Regions from separate parts of the Homo sapiens genome. Here region 1 is linked to region 2. A link is an interaction called in ENCODE POLR2A ChIA-PET data of the cell type or tissue named here. Cell type or tissue: OCI-LY7. All regions are shown on one strand.

What was found. ChIA-PET counts read pairs that join two places held together with the same protein. Peaks named below come from ENCODE experiments on the same cell type or tissue, not always from the same donor. Only the 100,000 strongest peaks of a DNase experiment are listed, where the experiment ranks them.
Region 1: POLR2A ChIA-PET joins it to region 2 with 10 read pairs; 2 of 35 experiments call an interaction of 5 or more read pairs at or near these places.

What each region holds. Positions count from the first base shown.
Region 1 is chr10:84,652,987-84,657,986 of GRCh38, reverse strand. No RefSeq gene overlaps it. Among named protein-coding and RNA genes, the nearest start is that of CCSER2, 330 kb to the right of the region's middle. In OCI-LY7, no CTCF peak of the experiment used is centred here; a DNase peak (open chromatin) is centred at 3,116; H3K4me3 peaks cover 477 bases; H3K27ac peaks cover 603 bases.
Region 2 is chr10:86,582,524-86,587,523 of GRCh38, reverse strand. No RefSeq gene overlaps it. Among named protein-coding and RNA genes, the nearest start is that of WAPL-DT, 63 kb to the right of the region's middle. RefSeq lists enhancers at 1,992-2,051, 2,293-2,794. In OCI-LY7, CTCF peaks have their summits at 1,659, 1,887 (motif pointing right) and 3,328; DNase peaks (open chromatin) are centred at 1,903 and 3,353.

The sequences.
Region 1 (5,000 bases), 1.9 Mb after region 2:
CAGGATCCTTCCAATAAAGTCCCATCTTGAATGAAGCAAGGTCCAGCTGGGTTTCTGCACTCGCAACCAAGAGGACTTGAGTAGGGAGGTGCATGGGGTGGGGGAGGCTGATAGAAGGCTGAGGACCAGAGTGTGAGGGCTCTTAGATGCCACCTGGAGTATTGGCATGAACCTCCAAAAGGAGTCAGTGAGTGTTTCTGAGCCACACATAGAGGTGAGTGACCTTATCGAACCTTGACTGAAGCTGATGATACCAGAAAAGGGGACCATGTAGGAGGCAGAACTTCAGGCAATTCCCTTGGGGTAAAGATAAGAGAGAAGATTCTAAAGATGTTTCCAAGGCAGAAATCAAAGTACCAGGCAGAGGGTGAAGGATTAATGAGGAAGGAGATTCTGAAGCAATGTCATGAAAGCCAAGGAGTGAGATCAGTTTAAGGAAAAAAAATCATATTTGACAATTACTCCCACAAAAGGGGCCAACAGGTAGAATAAGGTAACAATTGGAAAGTGGTGATTGGGTGTGGCAATTCAGAAGCTCGTGACAATGGGTTATACAGGAAACGTGTACAATGGGTTATACAATGGGTTATACAGGAAACGTGAAGAAAGAAATTAGGAAAGTGATTATTGACTCTACTTAAGCCCAGCAGAAATAACCACCAGCAGTATTTCCATCATATAACTCTGGAGTCCAATATTGTTATGATAATTCAACTTAATGGAAGTAAAACTATCCTATTTTTTGACAAGAGTTTTATGACCCCTTTTTTTTAAATAAGTTAAATATTTTATTTCATCAGAGAAAAATGTGCTTTTTTCTCCTAAGCCACAATAACCCTACAACAATAACTCTTCAATGTATATATTTATTATGTTTTTATTTTTTGAATAGTTAATGCATACACGTGACTTTTTAAGAAAAATTCACAGAATACAGAAGGCTCTGAAGTAAAAAGTGAACCTCTTTCTCTCTCCCGTTCTCCCGTTAAAAACGCTACAGTTTCTTGCCCATATTTCCAAGGATAGTCCACGCAAACACAATCATAGGGTATATACATTCCCTTTCCTCACAAAGGTTCATTTCTATACATGCCGTTCCATTCCTTGCTTTTTCCATTTAATATGGCTCTAACAGTGTTCCATCTTTGAGCATATAGGTCTGCCTCTCCTTTTGAAATGACTGTGTGGTATTTCTGTGAACTGATTTACCATATTTTCTTTCATTAGGCCCCTGAAGATGAACTTTTAGGTTGTTTCCATTATTTTGCTAATATAATCAGAGCTGTAGTAAATTCTCTTACACTGTTCTTTGGATACATCTGTAAAACAAATTCCTATAATCAAAACTGCCAAAGTAAAGAGAATATGCATTTTAAATTTTACTAGGAATGTTCAAACTACCCTTCCAAGTTCCTACCAACAATGGACAAAGTGACAGTTCCACTACACCTTCACCTAGCATGGTGTGTTATGACACCTGTGCTCTTTGCTAATCAATATTACAGTCTTCAAAGTAATGGCTAATCTCAGAGCTGGGCTAACCCAGAAATGCCTGGGACAATGACCTCAGAGTCCTGTTTCCTCAGAAAGTACAAAGATAAATAAAATTGGAACACTGCATCTGCCTCATCTACAGTGCTCCTGCCCTGGGGAAATTGTGAGATGGCACACAAGTCTTGGACCACCATAAACACAAAGGTATAAAAGAATGTCGGTGTGATACATGCACCTTGGTGCTTGTCCACGGCATCCACGCATAACCCACGTGAGTGAGAGGGCCAAAGAAATTATCTACTTAAGAAGTTGCTTAGTCTCCCAAGGAGATGAAGGTGCTGTGCAGTTTTACTTTCAAGAAATCTTTTCAAGAAACTAAGTGACTCTAATATTAGTTTAAGGCCTTTTGTATCTCATGAGTCTGGGTCTGTGCAGCTGCACAATTCATTGGTTTACATTTACATTTATCTTATTATAAGTGAAGTTGAGCATTTTCCTTACAAACTAAAAGACCTTTTTTTTCCATTTTTATGAATTATGTTTTCTGCCTACTGGAAAGGTGATATTTATTGATTTTTAAATACTCTTTATATATTATAAGATGTGTTCTTTATCATATATGTTGCAAATATTTTTCCAGGTTTTTAATTGTCTTCTAATTATGTGTCTAATATTTTTTCCATAAAGAACCATTTTATTTTTATAGAGTCATATTTATCCATTTTTTCCTCTTAAGAATTCTGGAGTTTGTGAAGTGCTTTCAAACTTCTTTTCAATTTTGGGGTTTAAAAAGTTTCCTTTTCACCCTCTGGGAAGTGAGGAGCGCCTCTGCCCGGCCCCTGCCCTGTCTGGGAAGTGAGGAGCGCCTCTGCCCGGTGCTGTGCAACCTTCCAAGTGTGAAATGACAGCCTTGTGTGTAATCTTCTCTGTCTTCCCCAAGTTTGCATTTGCTACATTAAAGTTTACTTTTTAATTAAAAATAAATAAATAAATAAAAAGTTTCCTTTCCTGTTTCCTACCTGATCTTTTTTTTTGTTTGTTTCATTTTTTAAGTTTTAGTATTTAATATATCTGGAATTTTTATTTTGGTGTAAAGAGTGAGGTAGAGATCCAACTTTATTTTTTCCAGATTATTACCTAAATCAGTGCCTTGATAATGAAGGCTTTCATACACTATTACAAGGCATTGCTATAAGCTCTTTTTCAGAGTTTGCAGTACTAGGCTCTCAAATGCTTAAAATTTCCCTCAGCAATATGGAACAGATTATGCCAATGGAAAGTCTGAGATATCTAATGCTCTATTCCACCACTTTATTAACTATTCCTAAAAATACACAGTATAAAAGGCTTTGTAAAATTTCAATAAAAATTGAAACTGTAATTTAGGTAAACATCTGCCTAATGTGCAAAAGATTATCAACTAGCCAAAGAAAATTAAAAAATGTTTTTGTCCACCCATTTCCAATGGATACTCCTCCCTTAAAAAAAAAAAAAAAAAAAAAAAAAAAAAGAAGTGTTTGCTCACCAGTAGAAAAGCCACAATCAGATGAGAAGGAAGTTACTCACGAGGGCTGCAGTAAATGAATGAACAGGCTTCCTCTCCAGGTGTGCAGCTTTTTTTCCCCAGAGAGTTATGTACCACTGAGTTCAACAACACTAATACCCAGCCACAGAAACCAAAGCTAACAGTGGGTTCAGTGTTAAAATCTCTACCTGTGATAAAGAGGTCAGCAGTAGGCACAGGCTAAGCTTTGAAGAACACGGTGGGTAGTACACAGATGGGCATGGAGCTGGGGACATAGAGGGTAAAAGGTGAGCATGAAAACTTCATTCCTGTTTTTAGACACAAAGCTACCATCTCACTCATATTATCCAGGGGAAAAAACTACTCTTTTCAGCAAATAACAAAGAAGTAGAACCAAAAGGATTCTTTTTAATTCAACAGTTTTGCACTAAAAAAAACTTTATAAACCCCGGAAAATGTGGTTGAAGCTGTGTATGTCAATCATCCCATAGCTTAAGATCTGAGATGATAATTCTAACAGCAGCAAAATTAATGTTAAATAGTCAAGCAAATTGATTCACCAGCTAACAAGGAAACACCAAACCTCCAGAGACCTTTCACCTTCTAAATAAACCAGGAAAACATCAGAGTTTTCACAAAAGCACATGGTATTGGTCAGGGATCTTGGTTCCACTGAATGTAAAATAATTGTGGATTATATTAAGCAAAACTTAAAACTTAGACTTAAGAGGTGGCTAGGGGATAAGGGTTGAAAAGGCACAGACACTAGCCAATTTAAGATCTAAAGAGTAGGATGCAGAACTCATCAGGCAGGCTCTTACTTAAATGCTAGACAAACTACCTGTGGCTGATTTAAGGGAAAATAAATTTACCAACAGCATCTTTGGGAGCTCCAGAATTGACAGAAAAGACTGGAGAATCAAGCTCAGAAAATGATCAGGATCAAAAAGAAGAGGTACTGCCAGAAACACATGAATTTGGCCCAGTGCAGTGGCCCACACCTGTAATCCCACCACTTTGGGAGGCCGAGGTGGATGGATTGCTTGAGCTCAGGAGTTTGAGACCAGCCTGGGCAACATGGCGAAACCTTATCTCCACAAAATATTAGCTGGGCGTGGTGGCGCACACCTCTGGTCCCAGCTACTCGGCAGGCTGAGGTAGGAGGATCACTTGAGCCCAGGAAGCGGAGGTTGCAGTGAGCCGAGATTGTGCCACTGCACCACTCCAGCCTGGGAAACAGAACCAGACCTTCTCTCAAAAAAAAGAAAGAAACACGTGAACTCTTCCCACAGGACCAATCTAGGATGGCACGTGTGCTTCAGAGGCTGAACACTGGGTGGTGAAGCATTAGCCCAAACCCAGGTGACAACACTTCAGATGCTGCCCCAGCACCATCACTGCTGCCCCTGGAACTAGGCCATGGTTGTTACCACTGCAGACAGCCAGTGAATTCTCTGCTGGCTTATGTCTTTGCATTCCTAACTTTGGATTGAAAATGCCAAGTAAGTCTATCTCATTGACCAGCCCTTGGTTTGTGCAGGGCCTAAGATTTCATATCTGGCTTTTCAGCTTCCACTGTGGGAAGTTAACTTGGTACCCCAACAAGATCACACAATGAACAGTGAAATTAAGGACAAATGACCACCCCAGTGAACAACCTAACATGAATGTTCTGGGCAGGACATCCTTGCCACCCCTGCTGGACACAAACACTGCCGGTACTGCACGCCACTGCTACTGCTGCTGTGTCCAAAAATGAATTGTATACATCCCTTCAAGATCCAAGGAAGGAGCATCCAAGGAACCAAGTCTTGGCTGCCAGAGAAAGGGATGGAGGAAGCCCCTGGACCTACAGGCTTCCAAAGAAAAAAGTAAGAGGCAATAGATACAGTTACAAAGAAAAGAAAACACGGCACCCAAAGTTCAAGAAGAAGATTTTTTAAGTATTTTAAACCAATATCATCAGAGAAATGCAAATTAA
Region 2 (5,000 bases):
GATTACAGGCGTGTGCCATCACGGCCGGCTAATTTTTGTATTTTTAGTAGAGACAGGGTTTCACCACGTTGGTCAGGCTGGTCTCGAACTCCTGACCTCAGGTGATATGCCTGCCTCGGCTTCCCGAAGTGCTGGGATTACAGGCAAGAGCCACAGCGCCCGGCCTATTTTTAGTTATTTATTTATTTTTGAGACAGAGTTTCCCTCTTGTCACCCAGGCTGGAGTGCCGTGGTGCGATCTCGGCTCACTGCAACCTCTGCCTCCCAGGTTCAGGTGATTCTCCGGCCTCAGCCTCCAAAGTAGCTGGGATTACAGGCGCCCATCATCAAGCCCGGCTAATTTTTTGTATTTTTAGTAGAGACGGGGTTTTGCCATGTTGGGCAAGCTGGTCTCAAACTCCTGACCTCAGGTGATCCTCCCGCCTTGACCTCCCAAAGTGCTGGGATTACAGACATGAGCCATCGTCCCCAGCCTCTTCTCGAGATTTAAACCAAGGCTCCTACTGCAACACTCTCTCACTCCAGCTTTTGTGCATCTCTGAGAGAACTGGCTGAGCTTTGTATTTGGTTGTTATTTTTATTAAAATCCTAGATTTATTGAATGTTTCTTTTTATCTTTAAAAGCCTCCCAGCCCCATTTGATATTCTGGCATTCCTCCCGGAGAGCTGGGCCGCCCTCCTCCCCAGGTGAAGAATCACTCCATTTACTCATCTTTGAAGTCACTTCCCTCGCTATTGGGAGCAATGCCACACATTTGTTGGCTGGACACAGGATGCAAATGCTGAAAGCTCACTTTGTGTCCCTGCCACTCTCCCCGCCCACTGTCCATCTCCTCTAGTGTGTAGTGGTGGCCCTATCCCCTTTTGGCACAGCTGGGGCCCCCTTTCTGTTCTCCATCTGAATCCAGGCCTGAGGCATCTCTGCTCCCTGGCATCACCCTGTAATAGACACATCCTTCCTAGGAACACAGGATCCTCTCCTCCCTTCCCCATGCCCCAGGGCTGCTCCTCTGCTCCCAGGCCAACTGCACTCCTTCTCTGGAACACAGCTCTTATCTATCTCCCAGAACAAGGAAGTTTCATCCTGTAACTAAGTCTTGCCAATCCGAGGAAAAGGCTTGAGGGTAGGAATGGTTCAGAGAAGAAAAACTAGGCCATCCTCTGAGATCAGGAGTCCTGAGGTCCCAGGAGGATCAGAGCAGCCTTGTAACAGTCTAGTGCAACTCCTTTGACTTACTAATGGGGAAACTGAGGCCCAGAAAAGGGTGGGACATGCCCACGGCCACACAGTGAGAAAGTGTCAGGCAGGACTGGGATGGAGGTCTTCTCATGCCAGACCCTATGTGCTTCACCCTGACTCCCTCTGCTAAGACCCAATCAAAGGCTGGCTGTTCCTATGCATTGCATAGATGCAGTACTTTTAAGTTTTTGCCACAGACCAGCCTGTGAGGATAAAATGGATCAGACATGCCCCTTGCCTCCAGCAGTGTTGTTCTCTAAGGAATAATAATACAAACTAGGACTGGGCGGGGTGGCTCATGCCTGTAATCCCAGAACTTTGGGAGTCCGAGGTGAGAGGATTGCTTGAGCCCAGGAGTTCAAGACCAGCCTGGGCAACATAGGGATACCTCTGTCTCTACAAAAAAAAAGGACAGGGAGAGAAACCGCATGAGCCTCAAGCAGATACCGCAATACATGGAGCCCACAAAGGCACTGGCTGTGTTTCTCTGCCATTTCAACCCCATTTGGACCTTAGTTGTGGCATGCAGGAGGGCCCTGCCAGGACGGTGACCCCTTACTCGCCTTCAACCCCTGCTGTAAGTAGCCCCCAGCAGGGTGTGGGGCAGAAGAGCCCTCCCCGGAGAGCTCAGTACTGCAATTCTGCCACTGGGTGGCACTGTGGTGCCTCAGGAGGGGGACCACGCCTAAAGGAAACTGCCCAGAGAAGGGGTGGCACGGGAAAAGCGTCACTTGGGCCCTCCTGTGCTGGGCAAGTTGCTTTCCATCTAGGGTTACAAAGAGGTACATGAAATAGGTCCTGCCTTCCAGGAGCCCACAGTGGAACAGTCACATGGACAACAAATTAATTGTTCCAATAATAGATGTAATTAGTTGCTCCAATAGAAGCACAAGAACAACCGGTTCCCGCTGAGGGGCCCGGGGAGGAGGCAGCAATTGAGTCTTGATGTTAGAGTGCTCAGCAGGCCATTCTAGTTCAGGCTGTCTCTCACAGTGCAGGCTCTCAGGGCACTGCGCACTTGGTTTGGGTGGGAGGTAGGGGTGGGGTGTGCCCAGGGAGGTTTGGCCCAGTCCATAGGACAGCGACCTGTAGGGAGCTGGGGGCTGGAAGCCTCTGTCAGCCACCTTCCCCAGCCAGCAGCAGGCTGAGCCTCTGAGGCCAGGGCCTTTGGTGTGGCTATCCTGGGTTGCTCTGTCTCCATTAAAGCACTTAGCTAAGGGACATGGAGGAGAGACACTGGTGTTAGGACAACCAGAACACTGGGAAGTCTTCCAGTGCCAAAGAAAGACAACTGGCCTCCTGTCCTCTTGCTGTGCCTTCTGGCCTCAAGTCCACATGACCTTGGCCTGGGTACGGCAGCCCTCAGGGCTCAGTGACTACATCTGTAAAAAGGGTCTTCTGTCTAAACAAATATATTGAGAAATGAAAAAGTTTAAAGGACCTCTTTTGACTGACCTGAAGGCACACCCTGTGTCCTGCAGGTGTGGGGGACACCTGGGAGAGAAGGACTCTCCTCTGCCGGCTTCAGGTTGTGGCTGGGCCCAGTGGAAAGCCAGAATACATCTCTGTCCTTGGAACACAATTCATCCTCCACAGCTTCTGTAAAATCTGATGGGCTGAGCTTTGCAGCAGGGAAGTGATTTAATACCTAGTAGATACATTTTCATTAAATTTTTGAAGATGGAGCAAAGCCTCTAGTTTTCAAATTTTCTGTGCAGAAGTTAACCCATTATGGTGTTGAAACCCACATCCGCACCGTAAAACTAAAATCTTCTTCTCAAAACAAAGCACAATATATCACCCTGTAATAGACACATCCTTCCTAGGAACACAGGATCCTCTCCTCCCTTCCCCGTGCCCCAGGGCTGCTCCTCTGCTCCCAGGGCTGCTCCTCTGCTCCCAGGCCAACTGCACTCCTTCTCTGGAACACAGCTCTTATCTATCTCCCAGAACAAGGAAGTTTCATCCTGTAACTAAGTCAATCCAACTAAGGAGATGGATTGACTGAGGTTTGCAACTAGGGGCTTCAAGCTTGCCCAGGAGATGAGCAAAGGGTTGGCCGGACCGTTGCTCGCACACCCATCACCAGTAGGGTGCACCTCTTTTCTCCTCCCAGGTCCTCACTGGTGAGGCTGCAAGCCAGGGCTGGGTGTGGCATTTCAAGCAGATACTCTGCACCTCCTTTTGTCATTTACAAGTGATGCTGGTGACAGGTGATTGGGTGTTTGGAAGGCACACAGGGTCTCATGGATCTGAGGGTTTGCTACAGACGGGGAAACTCCTCACATTCCCTCCACCAGTGTCCCACCCCAGAGCTAGGCTTGCCCACCATGGCTGGGGATCCAGGTTACCTTTTAGAGGGATTGCTCCCCTCCAGCCGACCGCCACTCCAGAGGAGGCCTGAGGGGCTTTCCTCCCACCTATATTTAAATAGCACGCACAACCTTTCCATTGAAATCGTGCACAAACTGGAGCTTTCCAAAGACACTTTTATTTACACATTTTACTGCTAAACAACAGAAATTTTATGTAATTATGTATTTGAATACTGATGAGAGGAGGGAAGGAGGATGGCCAGAGGGGAGCTGATGGGGATTAAGGGAGATAAAGATAAAGCCCTTTCTGTCCCCTGCCTTTGCCCCAACTACTTCTTTTTTCTTTTCTTTTCTATATAATTTTTCTAATTTTTTTCTAATTTTTTTACTAAATAAAAAATTAGTACTCCAATGGAAAAATGAGCAAAAGATGTGAAAAATACAATTCACAAAGACTAAGAATGCCCACTGTTAGTGAGGTGAAACTGGCCCTCACCTTCTGTGACTGGACAAGTACTTTTATACGATCTTTCAATTGACGGTAGTTTCAAAATTCTTGAATGTGCATACTCTTTAATCAAGCAATTCTACATCTTGAAATTTACCCTGTAGAAACATCTGCACAACTAACCAAAAATAAATATGCCAGAATGTTCCTTGTATTATTATTTATTATATAGGCTAATTGAAAAATCATAAAAGTTCATCAACAGTAGACTGGTTAAACTATGGTGTAACCAATCATACGATGAAATCATATTTTTTTTTTTTTTTTTTGAGTCAGAGTCTCACTCTGTCGCCCAGGCTGGAGTGCAGTGGCACGATCTTGGCTAGCTGCAACCTCCACCTCCCGGGTTCAAGCAATTCTCCTGCCTCAGCCTTCCAAGTAGCTGGGACCACAGGCACATGCCACCACACCTGGCTGGTTTTTTTGTTTTTTGTTTTTTTTTGTAGAGACGAGGTTTCACTATGTTGGCCAGGCTGGTCTCGAACTCCCGACCTCAGGTGATCCACCGCCTTGGCCTCCCAAAGTGCTGGGATTACAGGCATGAGCCACCACGCCCGGTCATATGTAGTTATTAAAAGTATAAGGTACATGCATATCCTTCAATGTATGCCAATATGCCCTCAGTCTATTGTCAAATAACAAAAAAAAAGCAGATTAAAAATTGTTATGTGGCATGGCGTGGTGGCTCATGCCTGTAATCCCAGCACTTTGGGAGGCTGAGGTGGTTGGATCATCTGAGGTTGGGAGTTCGAGACCAGCCTGACCAACATGGAGAAACCCTGTCTCTATTAAAACAACAACAACAACAAAAAAATCAGCCGGGTGTGGTGGCACACACCTGTAGTCCCAGCTACTCGGGAGGCTGAGGCAGGAGAATTGCTTGAACCCAGGAGGCAGAGGTTGCAGTGAGCCAAGGTCATGCTATTGCATTTGCACT